Regions from separate parts of the Homo sapiens genome. Here regions 2, 3, 4, 5, 6 and 7 are each linked to region 1. Evidence: chromatin loops called from intact Hi-C (ENCODE). Cell type or tissue: IMR-90. All regions are shown on one strand.

Region 1 (4,000 bases):
AAGGTGAAGCTTTAATAGGCACACAATTTAGGCTGTTGTATATATTCTGGATTAAAAAGTTTAAATGTAACCATAAGAAAAAGCAAATAATAAATGCTATCACCTTTTGTTGTGTTTTCCTGCAAGTGTTTATTTTAAAATATATAATCTGTTTGACAAAAACACAAGTTTACAGATTGCATTACATTTTCGCACTGTTTTGAATTATGTGTAAGCAATAAATATAATTTCTGAGTTATTCCAAATTCCCTTTCATAAGCTCTCCTTAAGTTATTTTACACACTGCAAAGTTTAATTTAACCACGCTAGTTTTGTTTAATAGGTTAAAAGGAATTAAATTGGTCTTAAATTACGCTGTGAATAATAAAAATGCTAATAGGAAATATATTCCATAACACTAGTGCTGTATTTCTTAAAGCTATTGAAGCCTGGTTATCATTACAGTCAGTCTTAACCTACAGATGCCCAATCTATAAAATGAGTGTTGGTGACACAGGAAAGTGTGTGTGCATGTGTGTGTGTTGAAGAAAGCAGAGAGAGTCTACCATTTGGGCGCTGCTTTCTCTGATGATGATATTAATTTTTCTTTGTTCTCCAGTTCAGAAATCTTGGGGTGTGACTGTACCTGTGAGTTAGCTTCCTTGTTTTGCACTAAAGAGTGCTAACAAGATACTGGCCAGGCGTGGTGGTTCATGCCTGTAATCCCAGCACTTTGGGAGGCCGAGGTAGGTAGATCACTAGGTCAGGAGTTCAAGACCAGCCTGGCCAACATGGTGAAACCCCGTCTCTACTAAAAATACAAAAATTAGCCAGATGTGGTGGTGCATGCCTGTAGTCCCAGCTACCTGGGAGGCTGAGGCAGGAGAATCACTTGTACCCAGGAGGGAGAGGTTGCAGTGAGCCGAGATCGCACCACTATACTCCAGCCTGGTGACAGAGCGAGACTCCGTCTCAAAAAAAAAAAAAAAAAAAAAAAAAAAAAAAAAGACACTGGTCCTGGGGTTGTCTGGCATGGATCTCCCAGACATAACCCTCATCTCTGAATCAAGAAACTGGGAGAAGACTGCTCACACCACCTGCAGAAAGAAGGATAATCTGAGAGCCCAAGATGGGCCTTACATTTGTCTTTTTCCATAAAAATACTGTTATATATTAGTGTTTGATAAAGTAAAAATAATGATGTTATTATTATCTATCTCACATACATTATGGGTTAATACGTATTTGTGCCCTTGTGAACTGGCCCAGAAAAAATGAGAAAAAGATTTCTCGTTCCAAACAACCAAAATATAAACTGCCTTTGGGAAGGTAACCCTTTCCTAAGTTAGGGGCTGCTTATAATCACATACTTGACACCATTAAGCTTGTGGCTGGTGATGTTTGTGGCCTTATTATTTCTTTACTTTGTCTGCCAGATTGGATTTAGAAACATGAATGAAGCATTAACCTCACAAGGAAACTGTACTGAAATAAACAGCATAAATCTCTAGGCTGAGTTTGGCCTTTTGCCTTCTGTCTTTATATAGGATTTCCAAACAAGATGTGTCTAAGCTGTTCAAGAGTGAAAGCAAGAAAAAAGAGGAAGGAAGGAAGGAAGAAAGGGAGGAAGGGAGGGAAGCAGGAAGGAGGGAAGGATGAGAGGGAGGGAGGAAGGGAAGAGAGGGAGGGAGGAAGGGAAAAAAGGAGAAAGGAAGGGAGTAAGGAGAATAAGAAAGAAGGAGGAAAGACAGGAAGGAGGGAGAGAAGGCAGGAGGGAAGGAAAAAAGAAAGAATTGATATAACCTAATAATTTTGATACTATTCGACCCATTTCCTTGCCTTTATTTTCACCATTATTGAATCAGTGATGACAGCAGTAGATGCAGTAATGTGAAATGTTAACTCATCCATTCATTTATTCATTCTGCAGTATTTTTTACAGAACTTTGCTGTTTAGTATTTCTGTATTGCTAAGTAGCCTGCAGAGGGTGCACTTTCCTTATTTTTATGTCTTTCCATCCACTTATGACCAAAAGAGGACACAATGTTTTATAAGATTAAAAGAGATTATTCAATGAAAGAAGTGAGGAAGGCACAACTTCTCTTTTCTTTCTTCTACCAAATGTTACAAAATGAAATACGTAAAAGGCGTAGGGAATGCAATCTCTATTAGCTTCTTTGTTTTGTTTTGTTGTTTTTTTTTTGAGACAGAGGCTCACTCTGTCGCCCAGGCTGGAGTGCAGTGGTGCAATCTCAGCTCACTGCAAGCTCCGCCTCCTGGGTTCACGCCATTCTCCTGCCTCAGCCTCCCGAGTAGCTGGGACTACAGGCACCCCTACCATGCCCGGCTAATTTTTTGTATTTTTAGTAGAGACAGGGTTTCACTGTGTTAGCCAGGATGGTCTTGATCTCCTGACCTCGTGATCCGCCTGCCTTGGCCTCCCAAAGTGCTGGGATTACAGGTGTGAGCCACCGCGCCCGGCAGCTTCTTTGTTAATAGAAAAATCAATTTTAGTGACTTTTTTTGCATGGAGCCAGGATCATCAAGCCTGTGGCCTTCCTCACTTTTTTTTTTTTTAAAATTGCTGCATCCCCGGGACTTCGTTTTTTTTCTTGCTCTTTGTGTATGTGTGTTCTTATTTTTCCTCTCTATACTGCATTGGTCAATAGAAATATAATGCAAGCCATATATGTAATTTAAAATTGCTTAATAGTCACATTAAAAAACTAAAAAGGAGGTAAAATTCATTTTAAAATATTTTATTTACTCCAACTTACCAATTTTATCATTTCAACATTTTGTCAATATAAACATTTTATTGAATATTTTACTTTTTTTGGTACCAAATCTTTGAAATCTGCTGTGAATTTTGCATTTACAGCACCTCTCCTCTTGAACTGGTCACATTTTAAGCTGTGAATAGCCACATGGTACCAGTGGCAACTGTACTGGACAACACATCTATATACATTCCTTTTTCATTCACAATTTCTCCATCCCTAACCAAACCAGCAGAAAACAGTGTATTACCAAATGGTGCTGTTTACTCAGAAAATCTTTATGACTAATTATCCACCAATTTGAATCATGCAGGAAACATGAGATGGCCTGTGTTCCCTCTAAGAGACTGTCGTTTACAGTTTTGAGATTTTAAAAAATAGAATGTTTTTAGCCAGTTGATTTTTAAGTCACTCTAGTTCCCTCCATCACAAAATGAGGTATAGCTCTTAATAAAAGTCCTTCAATTTTATTTTCCTGAGTGTACATTTTCTTTTCTTTTTTTCTTTTTTATTTTTTCAATACAGCCCCTTGCTCTGTCACGCAGGCTGGAATGCAGTGGTGGAATCATGGCTCACTACAGCCCTGACCTCCTGGGCCCAGGTAATTGTCCCACCTCAGCCCCTCAAGTAACTGGGACCACAGGCGTGCACCACCACATCCAGCTAAGTTTTTCTTTCTTTTTTTTTCATAGAGATGGAGTCTCGCTATTTTGCCCAGGTTGGTCTTGAACACCTGGCTTCAAGCAGTCCTCCTGCTTTTGGCTTCTTGAAGTGCTTGGATTACAGGTATGAACTACTGCACCTGGCCTGTCCATTCTCAAATACATGATAGTAACTCCCATCTGCTGAGTGCTTCCTATGTACCAGGTACTATGTATTAATTGTTTATACATATAATTCCATTTAATATTCACAAAAGTCCTTTTGAGTTGGATACTGTTGTTATCACCTTTGTTTTAAAGATGAAGAAACTGAGCATGGGGAGGGCTAGGGGAGTTGTCTAACATAATCCAGCTAGAATACTGCAGAGCTGGGATTGCAAGCTGGGCCTGCATGACTCCAAATCCTGCCTTCTGTAATTTTATGCATGGTGTCTCCCAAGTGGGGAGTATATTAAATGCAAATTTAAGATGTTGGTAAAGGGTAGAATTCTAGAAGTGGTAGAAATCCTAGAGTTCTTATAATCAGCTCTCTTTGTTTTTATAAGAAAAATCTGAGGCAGAGCGAGGCTGAGTGGTTT
Region 2 (4,000 bases), 390 kb after region 1:
TTTAGGGACAACTGTTGGTTGGGGATAAACAAGGGGATGCTTCCTCCCTTTCCTCAAGTCACTAGTGAGGTTGTAATAGGGTTGTCCAGAGAAACAACCAGTAGGATATATAGACACGCGCGCGCGCGCACACACACACACACACACACACACACACCACAGAAAGAGAGATTGGCTCACACAATTGTAGAGGTTGGCAAGTCCAAAATCTGCAGGGTGGAGGGTAGGCCAAAGATCCAGGGAAGAGCTGATTTTGCAGCTCAAGTCTGAAGGCAGACTGCTGGCAGAATTCTCCCTTCTCTAGAGGAGGTCATTCTTTTTCGATTAATGCCTTTAACTAATTAGATGAGGTCTACCCACATTATGGAGGGTTAATCTGTTTTTCTTAAAGTCTGCTGATTTAAATGTTAATCTCATCTGAAAATGACTTTCAAAACAATATCTAGACTGTTTTGACCAAATATCTGGGTACTGTGGTGTAGCCAAGTTGACACATGAAATTAACCATGACATGGGGCTTTAAGGAGTTTGCTGGGAGGACTTTCTCTATGTACCTGGAATTTTGGTGGGCACACAGTGGATTATCTGACTTTTACGGGGCAAATTAAAAAGACGAGAGGCAGCTGGCCAGTCACTCTTAGGGCAGAAGTAAAAAGAAATTGCAGTTCCCTTAGGGTTGGCCTCTGTCGCTTTGTTTTAAGACAAACATTGCAGGGGTGTTTCTCATGGTCCAGCTATGGGCTATGTCAGCAAAGGCTGGCTTGGAATTCTCTTGGGGTTTTGTCCAAGAAGGCTACCTGCAGAGGCAAAAAGGTCTCAGCAGAGAGGATCTGCCTGTATCAGTGCATTCCTGGGGCTGATGAGGAATGAGGGTACATGATACCTACAGTCAGAATAAAGACATGTTCATCCAGTGTCTTAGTGTGCTTGGGCTACCCCAGCAAAATACCAAAGAACAGGCATATTGCTTGATAGGTAGAACAACAAAAATGTATTTTCTCACAGTTCTGGAGGCTAGGAGTCTGGGATCAGATGCCAGTATGATTAGGTCCTGGAGAGGGCCCTCTTTTTCACCTGAAGACAGTGGCCTTCTCACTGTGTCCGCATACAGCCTTTCTCTGGTGCATGTGTGTGGAGAGAGAGTAAGCAAGCTTTTTAGTGTCTTCATATAAAGGCACTAACTCCGTCATTAGGGCCCCACCCTCATGATCACATCCAGCCCTATATACCTCCCAAAGGTCCCATCTCCAAATACCATCACATTGAGGATTAGGGCTTCAGTATGTGAATTTTGGAAGGATACAATTCAATTCATAGCCCACAGTCTGAGCAAATACAGGGGAGACTTCTGGTGGCAGAGTCTCTCAAGAATCCACAAAAACACCAAGGAGAGAGGCTACTCTTTAAGTTAGAAATTTCCCATCTCTTCCCCTCTCTTGGACCCTCAATCTTAAAGGAGTCAGAAACTGAAGCTAGCAGAATGGAAAAAGAATGCAAAATGCTATAATAAGCCAGGAAGAGAGACTATATCCCCTCCTTTTCCAACGCCAGCTGCCTGCTAGATTCTGGCCCAAGGTGGAGTGGACTCACCTTTTAACACTAGATTGAAATTCAGACCTGTACATGGAACCAATCATTTTAGTTACTAATTTGTGACAATGTTTTACATATCCAGAAAAGTCTTGGGCTGCCTGGATTTTCTTCCTGGAGCAGGGGAAGAACTAGTCTGACTGAGTACATTTTAAGTGAGAGTAGGGGAACAAAAATAAATTTACATTTTATGAGACATATGTGTTCTACTATTAGCTGTATTTTGCCTCCCTATCCAATTTTAAAGGGGGAAAATTTAACTTGTTAAATGATTGTTTGATAGGTAGAGTAATGAAAAATCCCAAGACATGCTCTCTAGATTTGAGAATTTCACAGGTAGTTTTCTCTGGGGGAATCTTAGGAATTAAAACATTTTGGCTGGGCGTGGTGGCTCACGCCTGTAATCCCAGCACTTTGGGAGGCCGAGGCGGGTGGATCACCTGAGGTCAGGAGTTCGAGACCAGCCTGGCCAACATGGTGAAACCGCGTCTTTACTAAAAATACAAAAAATTAGCTGGGCTTGGTGGCGGGTGCCTGTAATCCCAGCTACTTGGGAGCCTGAGGCAGGAGAATCGCTTGAGCCCGGGAGGTGGAGGTTGCAGTGAGCTGAGGTCGCGCGCCATTGCACTCAAGCCTGGGCAACAAGAGCGAAACTCCGTCTCAAAAAAACAAAACAGCATTTTAAGTAGATGTAATACCTGCAGTGGCCACTTGGTGGCAGCCGTCCACGAATGCTGCTTTCGGCTCGCTGCCCTTGGGGACTCTGTGGTTTTGTGTGACAAGCATTTTTTTTTTTTTTTTTGTCCAGCCTCCTAGAAAATTGCCTGCTCCTGTTTTGGTGGAAACTCTGTTTTCCCTGACAGTGTTTGTTTTGTGGTTGAGCCCTCTTTGGCTCCGCGAGGCCAAGTTTTGTGATGCTTTCTGAATATCAGATATTTTAGTTCTATCATGTTAAAGCAGTTTGGAATCTCTGTTGGGTTTGAGGTTTTTTTTTCTTTAGTCTTCTCCTTTAACTCAAACACTGACTGACACATTGAGAATGAAAAGCTGTTGTTACTTTTTCCTGGAAAAGTTTTCTCAAATCTCAGACTTTCTAAAACTCCTGACTCACATCAGAGGGAGAATGCTGTTTTTCTGCCACCCTCAAGCCCTCATTATTCATGTTTGCACATGTCATTAGCAGGGTGAGTTTTCTCTTGATTTGTACCAGATGGTGTGATTTTTTTTTTGGGGGGGGTGGGGGAAGAGAGTAGAAACTTGTTTCTTTAAACTCCACCAAAAATTGTTTTCTAATAGGTTCATTCCTTTAATAACAAAATTTCATTTATGAGGGCACAGTAGCACCCAGAACAAATTTTGATTTTGCAAACCAATGACCTTTTTATGGTTCTTTAGAAATGGAAGTCAGCTGTTGTCCAGAAGGGTTGGTGGCATGGGGACTTAGAAAGCCATGAAGTTTGAGCGCCGCTTTCTAATGTCTGACCTGATGTTTGTGGCTGCACTTGCTGTATGTCCTCAGGCACAACAGCTATTAGCTTTGTTGTGAATTTTAGAGGGAGTCACTTGTTCAGGCAATGGATACTGCATATGTGGCACTCTTTGCAGGTCCAGCTGGGTGACATGCTGAGAACAACCAGGTGTGCTCCCCGAGCTCATAGCACATATGGTCAGGTGGATAAAACAACCTTGATTTCAAACAAAACACCCAAAGGAGTGCATGTGTAATCACACACTGAAGGAAGAGCTCCGAAGGAAAAAAAAAAAAAACATGTTGTAGAATCACAGCAGACAACCACAGACCTGCTCTAGCTGGGTGGTCAGGCCGGGTCTCCCTAAAAAGTTAGACTGAAGGTGAAATCTGAAAGATGGATTGACATTAAGCAGGGAAAGGCAGTGAGATGGGAAGGGGAGTGTTGGTGGAAAAGAATGGGCCCAGGCAGAGGACAGAGGTGGGAATGGTGTGTCTAAGGAATGCAGGTTGGAGCACAGACAGCTAGAGGAAGAGAGCGTGAAATGAGGCCGGGGAGAACAGGCTGACCCAGAGGGCTACGGCAGAGCTGGTGTATTAGTCAGGGTTCTCCAGAAGGACAGAACTAATGGGATAGAGGTATATACTAAAGGGTGTTTATTATGGAGAATTAGCTCTCAAGGTCACAAGGTGAAGTCCCATCATAGGCTGCCTGCAAGCTAAGGAGCAAAGAAGCCAGTAGTGGCTAAGTCTGAGTCACCAAACCTCAAAAGTAGGGAAGCCAACGTACAGTCTGTGGCCTAAAGCCCAAGAGCACTCAGCAAACAACTGATGTAAGTCCAAGAGTCCAAAAGCTGAGGAACCTAGAGGCTGATGTTTGAGGGTAGGAAGCATCCAGCATGGGAGAAGGACGGAGTCCAGAAGACTTAGCCGTTCTAGTCT
Region 3 (4,000 bases), 56 kb after region 1:
GTAATATAATGGCCACTCCTTTACTCTATGATTGCCTTATGATTTTGGTGTTGAAATGTTCTCTCTGTCCTAAAGGGATACTAATGATATCCGGTGGTCATTTTTGAATCATCTTCACTAGCTAAATAAAAAGTTGGATGCTCTTAAGACATAATTCCCCATGTTTTAGGGAATTTTTTTTTTTTTTTGAGACGGAGTCTAGCTCTGTTGCCCAGGCTGGAGTGCAAGCAGGGGCTTGATCTTGGCTCACTGCAACCTCCAGTTCTCACTGCAGCCTCCTGGGTTCAAGCGATTCTTCTGTCTCAGCCTCCCGAGTAGCAGGGACAACAGGCATGTGCCACCAAGCCAGGCTGATTTTTGTATTTTTAGTGGAGACAGGTTTTCACCATGTTGGCCAGGCTGGTCTCGAACTCCTGACCTCAAGTGATCCTCCTGCCTGGGCCTCCCAAAGTGCTAGGATTACAAGTATGAGTCACTGTGCCCAGCCAGAATATTTTAGGGAAAATTTTACTGGTTCATGAAATACGAGTCTGAGAACCTATGGACTAGTAAGTGAAGAAGAGCGGAGTGGTATGGTGGAAAGAGCCCAGGGCTGGGGGACACCCCTTAGTCTTACATGGCCACGAATCGTGGAGTCTTGGGTGGCTTCTTTCCCTTTTTGGGGTCCTTGTCTTTAGCTCTACTCTGAGGGGGCTGGACCAGATGGTTGCCTAGTCCTTTCCAGCTTCAATATTCTCTGTTAACTGATTGCTAGCTATCATTGCTAAATAACAGGGAGGATTTGGATTACAGACCCAATGTGTCCTATTTATTCAAGTTATGGAGAAACACAGAGAAGACAATTGAAGGGAATCTACAAACAAAATAATCCTGAAACCAACCCAACAGCTGCTCAATAGATGTTGAAAAGAGCCCATCATCAAATGTACTATGGTACATCATAATGGTTGGGCTGTCAGTAAGAAAGTTCTAGCTTAAGGACGTTGGCTTAGTCACATTGTATTTGCCAAACAGGCAGTGAACATCTGTTTATATAAAAAATTTTCCTCTTCTTTCCTTTATATTTCATCCTTTAAAAAATTTCTTAGGATACATTTTGCTTGGTCTAGTAAGTCTACAGTGCCATTTTGAAGAAGAAGCCTTCAAATTACTTCCTTAATGCATTAAAAATATGATAAAGTGATTTGCCAATTTGCGTAAGTCTGAGTCCCTGTCTTGCACAATAAATAATTGGTAAATTTTAATAAAAATGTACTTGTGCTGTGATTTTGTCCCATTATAAACATATCAAGCAACTATTTTTTTTTTCAAAAAAGCTAAATTTGCTAGAGGGTCTCTTGTACAGCTACTGTACAGTCTACTTTATGCTTCTGGAATTGTCAAAACAAACTTAACTGCTGTCAGGAACTCCGATCCGGTATCACTGTCAAAATGTTTTACAACGATTCAGCCAAATGTTTTTGGAACAGCTGTGCTACAAGTCAGCATGAGTCATTTTCCTTCTTTCCTTTTGGCCCAATCCAGTGATTCATCATCCTGCTTTTAGAATATTTGCCTATTTTTAAAACCAGTCAAAGAAGGCAGCCACTGTTTAAAAGTAAACACACCACACATCAACTTGGGGCAGCTTTGTAAGCAGCTTCGCAAGCCCTGAAACTTCTGGCTGGTAGGGATGCCAGCTAAACCAGATGGCATCAAACAGTGAAATACAGGCCTGGCTTTCAGACTTGGTAGGCTTCATACATCTGTCTTTGGTTTTCTTGTTTCCGCTGCTATTTCCTGCTTGGGTTAATCCAACTTGATCCATTCTTTAACAAAAGTCTTACTTTTTATTTTGCTTGACTCTCTAAAACATCTATTGTATGTTGATTTCTACGTTAATCAATTAGACTTTTATTTCAACTCAAGGAGTCCAATTTGAAGCTACTTTATTTATCTGTAAGTTTATCAGTATGGTCACATATGTGTGAGGTGACATGGCGTGACTATAAATAAGGACGTCGATTTCCACAACGGGCCTCATTAAGTCTGTTGATACCAGGTGTTTGCTATTTACATTACTGTAGTAAAGTAAATGGATAACTTTTTTTTTTTTAATAATTAAGCAGGAAGGAGTGTGACTTCACAGGGGGCAAGGTGGATTAAGTCTCAGGAAGCCTTAAGATTCATTCCTGGCTGTCTTCTAGAATTCTAGAATGTCTCAGCTGCTCTCATACTTTACAGAGTGGTTTCTCCTTCCAACAAGTGCCTGCTTGTCTATGATTATTAGGGTTGGGATGCACAAGTACAGTGTGTTCCCATTTACCTTTGCCAAATCATTCTGGCCTTGGACCCAATGAGCTAAAATGGTCGTGATGTCTAGGTTATTAAACTTGTACTGCAGTGAATGTAAACGCACTTAAGAACAAAATCAGTTTCACAAAGCATAGGTTTTATAATGAAGCCTACCTCTAAAGGTTCAGTGGTGACAAGTGTATTATTTTTGCCTTTTGTCCAATTCTTTGCAAACATTGGGGTGGATTTAACAAGGCACAGTAATTGGCAGAATTTGTCACTTCTGGTCTAAGTAGAGCATTCAAAGGGCCTTGGGACTGAATCTCAGTTCCTCTGAAGACTGTCCTCTAACCTGCAGCAAGGGGCTTGGGAAATTTCTCAGTTTTTACTTGTTCTGTGAGCTAAAGTTAAGTGATATCACTGAATCTGAGGACACCCATTGTCTAGCATAGGAGCAGATACAAAACAGATTCAAATTTGGTGATGCATTGTCATTATTTTAAACTACTTTTAAATGGAAGTATTGTTATACTACTCTTGACTAAAATATACCAGAGACTATTAAGTGATATGACCCTTGAGGGGTTTGGTCAAAGTGAATACCATGCTTGTTTAAATTATCTTTTTGGTGATTATCTTCGATGCTTTCAATGCCTTAGATGCCAGAAATGCCTTGTGTACTGCATTTTATTCTGGACTGTACTATCAGCACATTGGGAGAGGATACTTGTTTCCACATTGTATGTGGCCCATGTCACTTCCTCTAGTTCAAAAAGAACACCAACAAGTTTTTATCAAGAAATTTGGTGATGACTATGAAAACATAAAAACTGTTATCTTTTCTTGCTTTATTATAATTTAAAATAGCTTTGGTTTTTAAATTATTTTTTCACCTTATATTTTGCATACATACTGTATATGCATAGTATGTGTACTGTATATGCATATGTGTACTGTAAATGTATATATGTATAGGTACTATATATGTATATGTACTGTATATGTATGTGTACTATATGTATAAGTGTACTGCATATGTAGTATATGCACTGTATCTGTACTGTATACATATATGCACTGTATATGTATCTGCACTGTGTATGTGTACTGTATGTATGTACTGTATATGTATATGTACTGTACTGCATATATATGTGTACAGTATATGTATATGTACTGCATATGTATCTGTATTGTATCTGTATGTGTACTGTACATATCTTATTGTATCTGTACTGTATACATGTGTACTGTATATGCATCTGTACTGTATCTCTATTATATATGTATATGTGTACTGTATCTGTATTGTATATGTATGTGTACTGTGTATGTATCTGTACTGTATGTATATGTGTACTGTATATGTATCTGTACTATACCTGTACTGTATGTGTGTACTGTATATGTATCTGTACTGTCTCTATTGTATATGTATGTGTATGTGTACTGTATGTGTATTTGTATTGTATATGTATGTGTACTGTGTATGTATGTATCTGTGCTGTATCTGTATGTGTACTGTATATATCTAACTGTATCTGTACTGTATATGTGTACTGTATAAACCTAACTGTATCTGTACTGTATATATCTGTACTGTATATCTGTACTGTATCTCTATTATATGTATGTGTATGTGTACTGTATCTGTATTGTATATGTATGTGTACTGTGTATGTATCTGTACTGTATCTCTATTATATATTATATATGTTTGTGTATG
Region 4 (4,000 bases), 760 kb after region 1:
TACTACATCAAGTCAAACATCTTTGAAACAATTATCATTGCATTCTCTGTATCCTCAGCTGGACTTCCACTTTTCCATTGGTTGCATCGGGATGCTGGATCATGCTTTCAAGAACACACCTAATCATTCTCAACAGTATTGCTGTGATACTGCCTAATTACTTTGTTTTGTTTATTCAGGTTGCAACACTATTGTTTCTCTCTTTCTCTCTCTCTCTCCCTCTCTCTCTCTCTCACACACACACATGCACATGTGTATGTGTATACACATAAAATTCACCATTGCTTTACTTAGCCTTAATTAACTAGTAGTAGCATTTATACTCTCTCAGTTACCCAGGGTTAAACGTAAGTTATTATTATTATTATTATTAAAAGTTTTTTTCTAACTTGATCGTCTCAGCCAATTCAAGTCCAATAATCAGACTTTGCCTTGGCAACGACTTTATCTGTACGCTGCTTCTAGTTGCACTTTTACCACCCTAAGACCCTTAATGCCATCAATGTGGATATCTAGAGATGCTAAATTCTCTTTCTGTCCCCGCCAATGTACAATGCATGCTTCTGCTAAATTAGACTATCTGAGCTGGAATGCCAACAGTATCACTGTCTGGCATTAATAATGTCCGTGACTTCCCTTCATGCCCCTAATGAACCAGTAATTTGTCCAAGTTCTCCATTATGTTTTCCAACCTGTGCTTCCGGCCTCATGGCAAACAATTCAATTGCCTAGTGCAATTGAATCCTCCACTCACACCTTGATGCTTATTAGAGTCTAAATCATACACAAACTATCACTTTTGTGTCTAAGCTCGTAACATTGTTTTTATCCAGAAATCCTGCTTTCTACTATCATGCTTGTCAAAATCTTATTCATCCTTCTCAAATGGAAACCTTCTTTGTAAAGATTTGTGGATCCCTGTGGCTAGATGTATTCTCTCTTTCTTCAGTTCTTAATATCATCTACAAGGCTCTATATAGCCTGGCATTTGCATACCGTTTATTACATATACTACAGCTTGCCTTCTTTGGGTTCCTTAAATAGACCAAGTTGTGTGTGTATATATATATATATATATATATATTTTTTTTTTTTTCCACGATCTTCACCTTAGCTGTTTGGTATACGTAAAATGTGTTTTTCCTAGTCCTTAGGATGACTTGATTCTTCTTAAATGTCGTCTCTTATGGAAGTTCATTTATTCCACCCTATTCAAATAGATTTTCGGAACTTTCTCCCATGCCAAATGTTTCTTTATCATAACACTCTGTCATTTCCCAAACTGACTCTGTGAAGGCAGAACAGAACCCAAATCTGTTTTGTTAACCAAGGTCTACAAACACACATAGTATAGTTCCTGGCATATAATAGTTGCCAAAATATTTATTAAATGAATAAATGAATGATTAAGCATATTGTTTATACTTTTTCTTTTCATGTCCCAGACTGTATTGTACTTCCTAATATTTTTCTTGTATTTTATTAGGTTTTAAAACCTTTGAAGTAAAAATAAAACATTTTGCATTGTTCATCTTGGTATCCCTTAGCTTCTAGTATGGTGCCAAACATTCATGAGATTAATAAATGTTTGCTGAATTAAATCGATTTGAATTAAACCTTCAGAACAATATTAAGTTATTGCCAGGACATCACAGATGGTAAGTGCAATTTCCTCTGCTAATAGCTTCCAAGGTTGATGATGAGATAAAATCAGTCGAGCATCCATCAATAGGGGAAAAGCTCTTAAAAACTAAATCCTCTAAGTCATTGTAGTGTTGCCTCCTTTGTTATACTTTGTTTCCTGCGCCCATCCTTCCTTAGAGCGTCAGACACAGTTCTTATGTACTACTTCATTAAGGATAAGTGTAGAGTGATGTCAGGAAGGAGGAAAGGCCAATAAAAGGCCGTTTGTTTTTAGCAATGTTCCTCTTAACCACCAAAGACAATGTGTCCATGTGCTTATCCCCTTCTCTCTGCTTAACTCCTTGACTCCAATTTCTCAGCTTACCTCTAATGAGAGAGTGTGCCTTAAATTCGAGATGAGTGCCGGTAAGGGTTCTTAAAAGCTGGCACATTTCAAGTGCATGGTGAGAAAACTACCCCAGGATTCTGCAGGTGTTAATTATGGTGGAAGCTAGCATAAAGATGCAGAGTGTAGAGCGGCTTGCTGCTCTGATCTTCATGCCCTCTGGTGCCCTCTGGTGCCTCTAAGAGAGAATGACTGAACCCAACAGTGGATGGCCCCTGTTACTGGAGATACTCTCTCTCACCCTCTCATATGTGTGTGGAGTGAGAGAACAAACAGCCCCCATGAAACTCACGTTTTTTAGAGTGCAGAAATCTGTGCAAATCTTAAAATAGCATATGCCCGTGAAGTTTATGTCATCCCTTTTTGGTTCGGTTTCGCTGACTTTCAGAAGGATCATGATATCTTCCTTACTGCATTAACATTTGCTGACAGAAGATCCTTAAAAACTATCTCAAATATTTGTTATCTCTTTTTCATAAACAAAATCATCTTCTCTTTGCCATAAATGGAACATTTATGTAGATCCTGGGTAGCATTTCTTAAATCTCACAGATATGAACATAATTCAGCAGATGTAAATTTTTTTTTGTTAGGACTACAAATTAAGCAGTTTGAAGGGTATTTAAAAAATCTCTATCTTTTCGATGTGTGGCTCTGGGTGTTATCCATTTCTAAGGTGTTCAAGATTAAAGATAATACTGCTATCGCCCTAATGTTCTAACTGCATACACACCCTGTACCCAATCTCAGATATCCTCTCCCCTGGCCACTCCTATTCAAAGCAACAAGGACAACCACCACCACAACAATGAACAAAAAACGAATCCCAGGAATGGATAAGGTGGTCGCAGATGCCACAGGTTATTGATGGAAGTAATTTTGGAGTCCTTGTTTAGTGCTCATAACATCTTGTATTCTTGGCCTCCATCTGGACTCTGCCAGTTCCTTAGTCTTAGCAATGTACCAGGCACATAAATTCTCTTTATTAAGAACCAAAACTACTTTTTTCATTTTATGTAAACTCATAAGTCACATCTTCAGCTCATTTTGAAGTAAGAATCTTCAGTATAACAGGGGAAATAGTATAACTACTACAAGGTAACTAACAAGTAACAATGTTTGTATAAAAGCCAGAGAGTATCTCAGCAGGAAATTTAATATTTTAGAAGAACAGACTTTTAGAGCAAACTTTTACTTACGATATTAACACAAATGAATTCAAGATGCCAATAATATTATTCCTACCTTTTATTACTGTCAGTCTGTACAAACTCTTAGCTTATTTGCTTTACAGATCAGTCTGTGAAAATGAATCAACTAGAAATGATTTCTTTTTTTTTTTTTCTTGAGATGGAGTCTCTCTCTGTTGCCCAGACTGGAGTACAATGGTAAGATCTTGGCTCACTGCAACCTCCGCCTCCCAGGTCCAATCAATTCTCCTGCCTCAGCCTCTTGAGTAGCTGGAACTACAAGCGTGAGCCACCACACCAAGCTAACTTTTGTATTTTTGGTAGAGTCAGGGTTTCACCACGTTGGCCAGGCTGGTCTCGAACTCCTGACCTCAAGTGATCCGCCCACCTCGGCCTCCCAAAGTGCTGGAATTACAGGCATGAGCCACATCCCCCGGCCTAGAAATGATTTTTTTGAGACAAGAGAGTAGCAATCTTTGAGCAACACAGATTGTTTACAAAGGCAATAATAGACAAAAGGGAGATATAAATCAATAAATGTGAACAACATCCTCTTCCCATAACATGGCATCTTCTAGGATCTCACTTTCAGTCTGTTCTTTACCTTTGCTCCCTTTTCTAGCCCTATAATGCAGTGGAAATGCCAGAGTCTGAATGACTTTAGCTTGAGTCCTGGTTCTGACTCCTACCAGCTGTGTGATCACAGTTCCTCTTCTGCAAAACAGAATCTAATAACTAACTTCATGAGCTATGAGGAGATTCATGTACAGCACCTATTCCA
Region 5 (4,000 bases), 950 kb after region 1:
TTCAATGAATTTTCCATTTCCTTTATTGTACTTTTCAACTCAAGAATTTCTATTCAGTTCTTTTTTATATTTTGCCTTTTTATTGATATTCTCTTTTTCGTGAGACATTATGCTCATACATTCCTTTAATTCTTTAGGTGCAGTTTTTGGAACATGTACTATCTGATTTAAAGATTTTATTTATCAATTTCAGAAGCTGGACTTCTTCAAGTTAGTTTCTATTATCTGTTTTTTAAAACTCATTTATGGACTATAGTTTCCTGGGGTTTTTTCGCCAGTCACATACAAGTTTTTATCATGTTAAAAGCTGAACATTTTTAATATTATAAAATGATAACACTAGAAATCGAATTTTTCTCCCTACCCAAGGTTGTCTGTTGTTGCTGCTTGTTTGTTTAGTCATTTTCCAGGACTAATTCTATAAAGTCTGTATTCCTTGTCATGTGCAGCCCCTGAGGTCTCTGCTCAGCATAGAGGTCAGATAATTTTATTAGATAGAATTTTTCCAAATGCCTTGAACCAATCTGTTTACTACCCATTGCTGAGGCACCAATATGCTGACAGTGTGTTTGAACACATTTTCATCTTTATCAGTTTTCAATTTTATCTTGATTTTTACTTTCTACTTGTTCAGAGCCTCAAGATCAGCCAGAGGTGGGAGATTAATGCACATGATTTCCTGGGCACCTGTGCATGGGCTTTGAGATTTCCAGGAATACAGAGAATCTTTGTCCAGCCTCTTTGCCCAGTTGGCATCACTGCATTAGGCAGCTGCAATGTTAAGCAATTGCTGATGGATTTTTTTTTTAAACAAATTCCCTCAGATAAAACTTTTCTCACTGAACAAGCTCAGGTCAAGTATAGACCAACTCCATGAATGCAACCTTTGCAAAAAGCGTGAAAATAGTGTTGATTTTCTGGAGATAGGGCTTTTGGGAGCTTCAAGCTCATTCTAACTCGCACTCACCCTGTTACTGTTATTTTTCCTAGCTACCATGATTGTGAGGATTCTGGTTTTTAGGGCTTTCATGGAATTAGGAAAAGAGGAATAGAGCAAGTGCAAACCTCACAGAGCTCATTGTTATTTATAACATTAAGCTGTTTTTCTTGAATAAAGCTGCTCATAGTGTTGCAAACATTTGGATAATTTCCACAGCTCCCAAATACTTGATTTTGATAAAGTTTTATAGTGACCTTTTTGCTTTTATGCAGTGGATTTTTGGAGTTCCTTGTATGTCTACCAACTCTTTAGTTCCTTGTATTTATCGCTTTTCATTGACCATATTCAGCTCACTTAATCGAATAAGCATAGCTGCTTCATTAATTAGGGTTCAGTGGTTCTTGGAATCTATACATATTTCCACTGTGATGCCATAATAGCTTTAGTTTCTTATTTTTTACGTTATTCATTGAGCTCATACCAACTATCCTTACCTTTCCTAGTAATATCCAAAAATGGCATGGTCTTCTTGGGAACAAGACAAACTCCCAGTTGTCTTAAATTCACCTTTATTTTGACTTCTCTATTAGCAGTTACATTTTGTTATGTAAGCTGCATTTCATATATATGCTTGACAATTCACACTGCAGGGAGAGCTTCATTATTTTTCCATTTCCATAGAAATGGCCATCACCACTAATTTACAAAGGAAAATACTCTCCAGCCTTATTTATTATTGACAGTGGTTAATCAGGAGTAAACTAATTTTTGAACCAGTAGCCAAAGGCTTATGTGACATCATAATCTTGAAGTAAAGTGCAAATAATGTAGTTTATAGTGTTTATTATAAACCAGTATGCTTTTTTGCCCCTTTTCCTTAAATTGACCATTATAGAAGTTGCAAACCTTCTTGCTATTTTTCAGTAGTTGCCTAAAATAAACATCCCCCATCCTTCTTGTTTTCCCTCTCTCTTTTGTCTCAGCATTCTTTGTTTACTTTCCCAATAATATTTTAACCTAAGAGTACTAAGTCACTAATTTCAATAGCTGCAGTGCTGCTTTATTCCACAAGAGGGCACTCAAATGGCTTTCTTTCTGTGATATTCTAATTTCCCACTTTTTTCATATTGTTTGTTTTCCACAGTGGACTTTGAGGACAGATCTATCCCAGAGTCCTCCACTAAAACCAAGAAGATACATATATACTTATAAATGTAGTTAATTTCTTGGAAACATTGAAGATTTATATGTTCTAGAAATCAGAAGGTGAAAAGGAAGAGATTGAGATAGACCAGTGTTTTATCCATGACAATTCCACCTGCTTTCTCAGGGAAGGCTTTGGACTGCTAGCAGACATGACTCCTGAAAAGAAGGCGAAGCACCTGGAATATCTCATATGCCTATTCGATCATTTCCAAACTAAATGAAGCAAGTAAAACTTTTAAAAAAACAAAGCTTAGGCCGGGAGTGGTGGCTCATACCTAATCCAGCATTTTGAGAGGCCAAGGCATGAGGATCACTTGAGACCAGGAGCTCGAGACCAGACTGGGCAACATGGTGAGATCCCCTCTCTATTAAAAATCATCATCATCATCATCATCATTAAACTAGAAAAAAATAAAACTGAAAAAAAAATTCAAATAGGTGAATGCTTGAGATGACTGTACAGAGATGATAAATAACAATACCTGAGTTTTGTCAGAATAACAGGTAGATAACATATTAAGAAAAGATTTGATTTGCTGGAATTAAGATGGCAGAAAAAAATGGACACATTGTTTTTATTATGTAAAATATTACAGTATACAGCTACTACTAGAAAGTAGATGAGCAAACCTTAATCCAACTAGAGATGATTAAAATAGTTTTGTTTTTCTATAAATGTAGCCTGATGTGAGGGGGTAAGAAATGGAGTAGGGAAGTGAGTATTGAAAGGATGAGACATGTACTCTTCAGTCATCTTAGAAACTCTATGTATTTTTCTGACTTTATGAGAATTTTCCTGGCCTGCCTGGTAAGAGAACAAACATTATAAATGTCAAATCAGGCAATATTCTAATTTGAAGATAACCAGGATTGATTATAGAAGAAGAATGCCTATTTTTTTTTTTTAGCGAATATTGCAGAGTAGAAGTAAACTCTGGCACAGAATTGCCTTCGTAGCTTTTATATTACACCCAAAGAATTTTGGTGGAAGCCACTATCCCTTAATTTTGAATGGATTCTGATAATACCAGAATCTATGACTATTTGATAACTCTCTAACTACTAGGAGCAAAGAGCTATATCATCATCTTGCAAGATTATCCTGCAAAGCAAATGTAATATTAAAATTTTGCTTATTAGATGTAATTTTGGGTGTCTTTTCCTTTCATTTTATGCCTTTATCTTGGTCCATAACGATTGGATGGTAGCTTTCTAAAACAGCTATTTTAATCACTATCATTGATGCTTCTTGAGCAACCAGCTAGTATGTTAATAAAGAAGATCATTTTCCTAAATAGAGCCAATGAGTGAAAGGTGAAAATTATCTATGGCTGAGTGAGTTAGAAATCACTATCATTTGATAGATTGCCTTTGGACATTTTGTTTTTGTAAGTCTTTTTGAAAAATGTAATATCACTTTGGGGCAATGGAATTGATAGTTTTAATAAAACTATTAAAGACTACTTATGTCTTTATATACATTTCTAAACGGAAAAATAAGAAACATTTAACTGCTTTGTGAATAATATTGACTTATAGTTTTTTGAATATGTAGGAAAAAAGTGAAGAAAGAGTACATATTTGTTTTACCACATATTTTTTTTACTGAGCATCCGAAAGACCTGTTCCACATCTGTTATTTTTCAGTCATCTGTGCTTCCCATTTGAGTTTTCCTAGCAGCATCTGGAGGGGTAGGGAGAATCAAAGTGGTCTCCTTGGTAGCTGATCATCCTGCTATTGCAGGTTGGCAAATTCTCTGCATCAAGCCAAAACACAAAAACCAATTATGAAGTCTGCAGATATTTTATGTCCAGCTGTTTGAAACACATATGGCATTTATTCTATTCAGGGTA
Region 6 (4,000 bases), 2.0 Mb after region 1:
TAAAAAAAGGTAGTGTCCAAGACACAAATACCAAGTCCACTGAAGGTCTCACTAACCAAATTGTGTGATGAGGCATTTCTGCAGATGAATATTTTTTTGGAGCTCTAAATCATCTCATCCTTAAATTAAATAATTCTTCCCCCCCCACCCCCCCGCCTCCACAAGGTAATTTAGAATAAAGAAGATAGTGTTTGTAACACACCTTTCTTGCCCCCAACACACATGCACCTTGATCCCCTCATCTGTCGGGCTACAAAGTTCCTTTTAAAAAATATTTTTTCTAATTGATAAAATTTGCTTTTGCTCATTAACTTTCCCAGTTAAAAGCCCTGGCTAGATGCTTTTTAAAGTAACACAGATGGAGATACGGGAAAGCAAAGATCAGAAACATTGGTGAAAGCACTGAAATGTTTCTTTTCTAAAAAGATTCATTAGTGATCAGACAGAAAAAAAGGAAGAAAGGAAGGCGGGAGGGAGGGATAGACAGAGGGAGGGAGGAAGGAACAGAGAAAAAGAAAGAAGGAAGGAAGGAAGGGAAAGAGGGAGGGAGAGAGAAAAAAGAAAGAAGGAAAGAAAGAAAACCTAAATTTCTTTTCAGTTGCTTAACAAAAGAACTTCTGGAAAGCTATAGTCTCCATGCAGAAAATGATTTTAGCTATCAAATATTTTTCTAAATGCTCTCCAGATTTGACAATGGATTTTTCTAAACTCCCACATTGCCCTCTCTGGGGCCAGGACAGGCTAAACTGTGAAAATGAATGGTTGAGGAAAAGAATACTGAACTCTGCCATGTGACTGTTCAACTGTTAATCTACACCCAAAAATGAAAGTCCATTTCCATCCTTAAAAATAGTAAAGGGGAAGGAAAAGTATCTTTTCCATTTGGTCCATTTTCTTGGAAAGTTTGTTATTAAAGGAAACGGTGGCCAGGCGCGGTGGCTCACGCCTGTAATCCCAGCACTTTGGGAGGCCGAAACAGGCGGATCACCTGAGGTCAGGAGTTCGGGACCACCCTGACCAATGTGGCAAACCCCAGTCTCTACTAAAAATACAAAAATTAACCAGCCGTGGTGGTGGGTGCCTGTGCTCCCAACTACTCGGGAGACTGAGGCAGAAGAATGGCTTGAATCCAGGAGGTGGAGGTTGCAGTGAGCCAAGATCGCGCCATTGCACTCCAGCCTGGGCGGCAGAGCAAGACTCCGTCTCAAAAAGATAAATAAATAAAATAAAGGAAACAGTTATTTGTCTGGGAAGAGGTGGATAAATGTTCAAAGAATGTGAAGAAGAGAAACATCCCCTTCCTGTTATCACATCTGAGCTGACTTATTGAAATAATAACAGGAGAAGGAAATAAAAAAAAGGGAAAGGAAAGGAGGAAAGGCCAGAGAGGAGGGAGGAAGAGAGAGAGAGAGAGAGAGAGAGAGAGAGAGAGAGAGAGAGAGAGAGAGAGAGAATGAAAATAAGAACGATAATTTTGGGACCCAGCAATATGCTTGAGTTTGCGTTTGACTCTAAAAACATTCATAGTGAAACAGCGGCCTCCTCTGGTCACAGGCAGGAAATTCAAGAACTTCTGTTTCTTACCAAAGTCAATTTTAAACTATGAAAATGGATGGATTATTACATTGGAAAAGAACTGTATTCAACATTTACCAAATCTGCCGTTGTGCACTAAAACCGTATAAACTAGAAAACTCAACCCAAAATCAGTGTTCTGAGGGTGATGAGTTCCAGCAAAAATCCTATGAGAAATTAGAGTTGGATAGGATCTTGCTCACATTTAATCTATTCTCCCTCACAGTGATCTTCCCTAGTTAAATTAAGTAAAAGTTGAAAATTATCCTCCAGGGTGAAACAATTTTCCCAAAATGGTCACTACTGGTCTGCTTGTACTCCATTCGGAGCCAGATAGACCTAGATTTGAATGCTGGATTCATAGAGCTGCATAACTTTGGACCAGGACTTGCCCTGTTTTTCCATCTGTAAAATAGGCCCCATAGCACCTCTCAGGGCTTCTCTGCAGATGCAGTGAAAGCACACACAAAGCACTAAGCATGTAGGAAAAATTTTGACAACGTCAGGGCCCCTTCCTGTTGCTACCACTGAGTCCAATATAGCTCGTAGCTCACTGAATTGTATGTCTAATGTTTGTGTATTTTTTTTTGTTTTACTCATTTATAAAAGCAAAGATCGTCTTTATAACTTTTATTGCGGTAAAACGTGATATTTGGTAAGATATAATTTGCCATTCTAACCATTTGTAAGTGTACATTTCAGTGGCATCAATTATATTCACAATATCGTCCAACCATCACCACTATCCATTTCCAAAACTTTTTCATCACTCCAAATAGAAACTTTGTATCCGTTAAGAAATAATTCCTCCTCCCCTCCTCCTCCTCTCATTGCTGGTAACTTCTAATCTACTTTCTATCTCTATGAATTTGCCTGTTTTATATATTTCATGTAACTAGGATTATGCAATATTTGTCCTTTTGTGTCTGGTTTATATCACTTACCATAATATTTTTGAGATTCATTCATGTTGTAGTGCGTCCGGAATTGGTGGCTTCTTCGTCTCACTGACTTCAAGAATGAAGCAGCAGACCCCCGCGGTGAGTGTTACAGTTCTTAAAGATGGTGTGTCTGGAGTTTGTTCCTTCTGGTGGTTTCGTGGTCTCGCTGACTTCAGGAGCGAAGCTGCAGACCTTCACGGTGAGTGTTACAGCTCTTAAAGGCTGCACGTCTGGAGTTTCGTTCCTTCCGGTGGGTTCATGGTCTTGCTGGCCTCAGGAGTGAAGCTGCAGACCTTCGCGGTGAGTATTACAGCTCATAAAAGCGGCGCAGACCCAAAAAGTTAGCTGCAGCAAGATTTATTACAAACAGCAAAAGAACAAATCCTCCACAGCATGGAAAGGAACCTCAGCGGTTCGGGTGGCCTGCTTTTATTCCCTCATTTGGTCCCACCCACATCCTGCTGATTGGCCCATTTTACAGAGAGCTGATTGGTCCGTTCTACAGAGAGCTGTTCGGTCTGTTTTGACCGAGTGCTGATTGGTGCGCTTACAAATCTTTAACTAGACACAGAGTGCTGATTGGTGCGTTTACAATCCTTTAGCTAGACACAAAAGTTCCCCAAGTCCCCACCCGATTAGCCAGACACAGAGCAATGATTGGTGCGTTTACAAACCTTTAGCTAGACACAAGTGCTGATTGGTGCATTTACAATCCTTCAGCTAGACGGAAAAGTTCTCCAAGTCCCCACCCCGCCTACAAGCCCAGCCGGCTTCACCTCTCTCTGGCACTCCCATGGGTCTTTGCGGCACCTAGCCTGGGCACTCCCGCAGCCCGGACGGAGCTCGTTCCGGATCAAGCCCAGCGGACACCTGCCGGCCGCGCCAAGCGCAGAGCCCGCCGAGCCCGCGCCCACCTGGAACCGTGCCGGCCTGCGAGCGCCGTGCGCAGCCCCGGCTCCCGCCCGCGCCTCTTCCTCCACACCTCCCCGCCAGCAGAGGGAGCCGGCTCTGGCCTCGGCCAGCCCCAGAGAGGGGCCCCCACAGCGAAGCAGCGGGGTGAAGGGCTCTTGGAGCAGGGACAGAGCGGAGGCCAAGGCCGAGGAGGCGCCAAGAGCGAGCGAGGGCTGCTAGCAGTTGCCACCTCTCAGTAGCATGCATCAAAACTTTATTACATGGGGTGCAGTGGTTCACGCCTGTAATCCTAGCACTTTGGGAGGCCGAGGCGGGCGAATCACCTGAGGTCAGGAGTTCAAGACCAGCCTGGCCAGCATGGTGAAACCCCGTCTCTACCAAAAATACAAAAATCAGTCAGGTGTGGTGGGCCACACCTGTAATCCCAGGTACTTGGGAGGCTGAAACAGGAGAATCGCTGAACCTGGGAGGCAGAGGTTGCAGTGAGCTCCAGCCTGGGCGACAGAGCAAGACCCTGTCTCAGAAAAAAAAAAAAAAAACTTTATTCCTTTTTCTTGCTGAATAATACTTCC
Region 7 (4,000 bases), 280 kb after region 1:
AGTAGGGGGGTTTCTGTAGTCTGAGGACCTATGAGCCTTTTGGGTTACCTTTGACTTGCACTTGGGCTTTTATGTTGATGCCAAGCAGTATGTTTATACTTCTCTAAAATGTATTTTTCTCTATATAAATAGTGTTTTTGTTAACTCTCACCGGCTCCAGTCTCAACTTTTGCCTCTAATTTTTCCCATAATATTCACTAACTCTAGTGATAGCTGTCTATGCGCATTGTACTGAGACTAATTCAGAGAGTGGGTTGGATGAACTTTGGTTTGATTTGTACGTAATTGTTAAAAACTGTGTTTAAGAAAACAGTTGTACCCTTGGCAAAACCTGGAAGTCTCTATGTTAACAATTTTCCCAATTTTTGTTTTAGGAAGCCATTCTGCATATTATGTTTTTAAATAAAAGGATTTGACTTTGGGCTGACAATTTAGCATTTAACCACTGTCTCCGCACCAGTTCCACAAGAGCAGGGATTTAGATTAATTGGAAAAACCTCATTGGTTTCTGATGGAGGGGGCATTCATAGAAACAACCTACTGACAACTAAGGAGCTACTGCGATGGGATGGGCAGCCTGCAGCTTCACTCGGTGGGCAGCCTCCACAGGTACTTTAATTCCTCGCTCTTCTGGCCAGGCATCTCTTGGTAAAGGCAGGTAGAGGAAGCAAAGCAATTACCTAGATAATTAAGGAAAAACAAACCTGTATGTGGCAGGTAACTTGGGGAGCTGCTTCTGATTTTCTAGGCAACTATTTTCATTCTTCACTTCTCTGGTGTCAGCAGGAATCTGAGCTAGATCCCAAGAGCAACTCGAACAATTACAATGCTCTCAGTTGGCAAACCCGGCTTCATAGCAACTTCCCTCCTCATTGATCTAGAGTTTGAAATAGCTTTGTCAGATCTCGGGTGTGTTCCTGCTGATTTATGGCAAAATCCCAGTAACAGCTGTGAAAATGTTTGTCCATTTGTGAAACTTCAGAAAGCGGGTCTAGCAAATCATTCTCACCTGGTGATTCTGGGGCAAGGTGAGAACTGTACCCTCACAGGCCGGGTGAATAAGATTCTAGTTGCGGTGGAGGCCAAGGAAGAAGATGTACTATGAGTCAATCTCTCTATGAGGCATTTGCTGAACCTTCCCCTCCTACACCTTCCTACAAGGCAGGTCCGATGACTTTTACTTTACAGATGAGAAGATGGAGCCTCCACAAGGCACATAGCTGGTGAGTGACAAAACCAGAATTCAAACCCAGATCCATTTGATAGTGACATTTGTTTCCACTACCCTAGTGGCTCTGGGGGAAGCCAGGACACCCATATTTTTGTAAAGTCCCGTAGTTGTTTCTAGTGTCATCCGGGTTGGAAACTGTATATTAAGTCAGTGGTTCTCAAACTTTAGCATGCATTAGTATCCCCTGTTAGGCTTGTAAAAACACAGATTGCAGGCCCCACACTTAGATTTCTGACTTGGTAGGTAGGTCTGAGTTGGGAACCAGGAACTTGCCTTTCTAACAAGTTCCCAAGTGATGTTGATGCGGGGGCCTGGGCACTACACTATGGGAACCACCACCGCATTAAGGTGAACTCAGAGCTGAATCTGACATGAAAATCTGCATTAATGGAGATGACATCAGATATCTGCAAAGTCACTTAATAGAGAACGGTTGAGACTAAGTCTTGACTAATATTAAAACTAACACATCTAAAAAGACTATGTCCATCACAGGTGGGTGGTCAGAATAGAAACATTACATAATGGGAAAGAAAATGTAGCTGATGCTATTCATCTAGAAGGAAGAAGTGATGTAAGGGTCAGTTTCCACCTTTGCTTTGAATTCCTTGGACAGCAAGCAACCATATGAGCATTAATTTGATTTATGTTTTTCAGGTATCGTATCTGATTTCAGATACATATGATGGTCTCAAGTGTGTTTTTTACCACCACCACTTTGTAGGCCTGTTGATGCCACTGCTGTTGAAGTCTATGTGAATGGTGCCCCCTGGTGGAAGGAAAAAGGTAGTTTATTACAGTCCGTTGTAAATGAGTGACCTAGCGTTGTTATCATGCTCTGCTCCTAGAGACCACTCCACTCACCTTAAACTAGCGAGCCTGAGGACCGGTCCCGGGGACCCATGAGAACATGATCTCCGAGAGCCCTGCCCTTGAGAAAGGTTCTCCTCAGCAATACTCCAACTCACCCCAGACCTAAAATTTTTTTTTTTTTTTTTGGAGACAGAGTCTTGCTCTGTCGCCAGGCTGGAGTGCAGTGGCATGATCTTGGCTCACTGCAACCTTTGCCTCCTGGGTTCAAGCAATTCCCTTGTCTCAGCCTCCCGAGTAGCTGGGACTACAAGCGCACACCACCTCGCCTGGCTCATTTTTTGTATTTTAGTAGAGACGGGGGTTTCACCATGTTGGCCAGGATGGTTTCGATCTCCTGACCTTGTGATCTGCCAGCCTTAGCCTCCCAAAGTGCTGGGATTACAGGCGTGAGCCACCATGCACGGCCCTAAAATTCTTAAAACGTGAAAATGGGGGAAGATGGTTAACACATCCATATGCTATCATGATATATATCTTTCTTCTTAGTTGTATGGGATGAAATGATGCCAAGATTTTCCTTACAGAGTAGGGATTGTGACTGAAGCCTTTGGACAGGTATTTAGGCCCTTATGAGTGTCCCCTCTTGTCTAGAGAATGGGACGCCAGGAATGTCAGATGCTTTTCAGCCTCTCCCCTGCTCTCACGCCTAGAAACAAGAGCTCCACAAAGGTCTCTCATTCCTCAAGGCTGATGAAAAGCCCAGCAGCTAAATGGCCAGAAGCCTGTCTTTGTGAGAAAGCAAGAAGTCTCTCGGTTTGAACTCTTCGGTCTAGAGACAGATTCTTCTACCAGTGGTGTAAAACCCTAAAGAGGCTCTGCATAAGACCTACCACTGCTCTGTGTCTCATGACACCCTGCCCCCACCACTGGAAGGCCACACTTATTCTTTGTGTTCATGCTTCTCTATGATCTGCAAGTTTCCCAAGAACACCTGGATTCGAAGCTCAAGTCCACCGCTAAATAGCTATGTGACCTAATGTGTCAGATGGTTATAAGGATTACAGAGAAAGAGGTATAGATAGAGCTGGTAGCAGTGACAGACACATCTTTACATCATATAATTCTGACATGCATTATTATTGTAGTTTTCTGTTATTCAGACATACTTGTTAAGAAGGTGCTGGGGACAATTTGTACATGCTGGGTATGAAAGGGCTTGGAAAGTATTTCATGAATGGAGTTGGCATTGAGGAGTCCAATCCATGTACAATGGGTAGAATTAGAAAGGCATTGAGGATAGTGTATTAGTCTGTTTTCAAACTGCTGATAAAAACATACCTGAGAGTGGGTAATTTATAAAGAAAGAAGAGGTTTAATGGACTCACAGTTCCATGAGGCTGGGGAGGCTTCACAATCATGGCAGAAGGTGAAAGGCACATCTTACATGGCAGCAGGCAAGAGAGAATGAGAGCCAAGGAAAGGGGGAAACCCCTTACGAAACTGTCAGATCTTGTGAGACTTATTCACTACCTTGAGAACAGTATGGGGGAAACCGATTCAATTTTCTTTCACCGGGTCCCTCCCACAACACATGGGAATTATGGGAGCTACAATTCAAGATGAGATTTGGGTGGGGACACAGCCAAACCATATCAGGTGGTTACATAAGAGATCCAGTAGAGAGGTGGGAACTCCAGAGGAGATAACTCACCTGGAAAGTAGGCAATCAGGAATATAGGATCCCAGTATGATGAAAAAAAAGGGGCTGTGGGTATGGGAGGCATATCTCAGAGAGAAGAAACACTGCTGTTCATGCCTGTGAAACCCAAGGTTTCCCCTTCCTCTTAAGGGTTCTCTCCCTCTAATGAGAGTTGTTTACACTGCTGATTAGAGACTATTAAGGTCTAGAAATCAATTTGTGTGGGGTTGTGGCCAGCATTTAAAAAACAGAACAGA

Evidence for each region. Peaks named below come from ENCODE experiments on the same cell type or tissue, not always from the same donor. Only the 100,000 strongest peaks of a DNase experiment are listed, where the experiment ranks them.
Region 2: a loop joins it to region 1, with 4 times the contacts of the local background. A loop is called at or near these places in 9 of 110 quality-filtered maps.
Region 3: a loop joins it to region 1, with 2.7 times the contacts of the local background. A loop is called at or near these places in 32 of 110 quality-filtered maps.
Region 4: it touches region 1 in a loop (13-fold over the local background); 34 of 110 quality-filtered maps call a loop at or near these places.
Region 5: it touches region 1 in a loop (17-fold over the local background); 2 of 110 quality-filtered maps call a loop at or near these places.
Region 6: it touches region 1 in a loop (11-fold over the local background); 5 of 110 quality-filtered maps call a loop at or near these places.
Region 7: it touches region 1 in a loop (10-fold over the local background); 106 of 110 quality-filtered maps call a loop at or near these places.

The regions. Positions count from the first base shown.
Region 1 is chr21:29,088,216-29,092,215 of GRCh38, forward strand. It overlaps a transcript of MAP3K7CL not described here. Among named protein-coding and RNA genes, the nearest start is that of CCT8, 17 kb to the left of the region's middle. In IMR-90, a CTCF peak has its summit at 1,970 (motif pointing right); DNase peaks (open chromatin) are centred at 1,976 and 3,006; H3K27ac peaks cover 1,223 bases.
Region 2 is chr21:29,474,326-29,478,325 of GRCh38, forward strand. No RefSeq gene overlaps it. Among named protein-coding and RNA genes, the nearest start is that of BACH1-IT3, 20 kb to the right of the region's middle. In IMR-90, a CTCF peak has its summit at 2,313 (motif pointing right); DNase peaks (open chromatin) are centred at 2,476 and 3,826; H3K27ac peaks cover 831 bases.
Region 3 is chr21:29,143,978-29,147,977 of GRCh38, forward strand. The region is part of intron 2 of MAP3K7CL (MAP3K7 C-terminal like); the gene reads left to right. Among named protein-coding and RNA genes, the nearest start is that of MAP3K7CL, 15 kb to the left of the region's middle. In IMR-90, no CTCF peak of the experiment used is centred here; DNase peaks (open chromatin) are centred at 984 and 1,504; H3K27ac peaks cover 540 bases.
Region 4 is chr21:29,847,697-29,851,696 of GRCh38, forward strand. All of the region lies in intron 1 of GRIK1 (glutamate ionotropic receptor kainate type subunit 1), which reads right to left. Among named protein-coding and RNA genes, the nearest start is that of GRIK1, 90 kb to the right of the region's middle. In IMR-90, a CTCF peak has its summit at 2,201 (motif pointing left); no DNase peak of the experiment used is centred here.
Region 5 is chr21:30,042,651-30,046,650 of GRCh38, forward strand. No RefSeq gene overlaps it. Among named protein-coding and RNA genes, the nearest start is that of GRIK1, 100 kb to the left of the region's middle. In IMR-90, a CTCF peak has its summit at 2,007 (motif pointing right); no DNase peak of the experiment used is centred here.
Region 6 is chr21:31,085,096-31,089,095 of GRCh38, forward strand. No RefSeq gene overlaps it. Among named protein-coding and RNA genes, the nearest start is that of KRTAP19-8, 49 kb to the left of the region's middle. In IMR-90, a CTCF peak has its summit at 1,547; a DNase peak (open chromatin) is centred at 1,526.
Region 7 is chr21:29,370,547-29,374,546 of GRCh38, forward strand. It overlaps BACH1-IT2 (BACH1 intronic transcript 2), which reads left to right and starts at 1,955. Exons shown (of 2, transcript NR_046564.2): 1 at 1,955-2,017; 2 at 2,696-3,434. In IMR-90, a CTCF peak has its summit at 1,991 (motif pointing left); a DNase peak (open chromatin) is centred at 1,975; H3K27ac peaks cover 163 bases.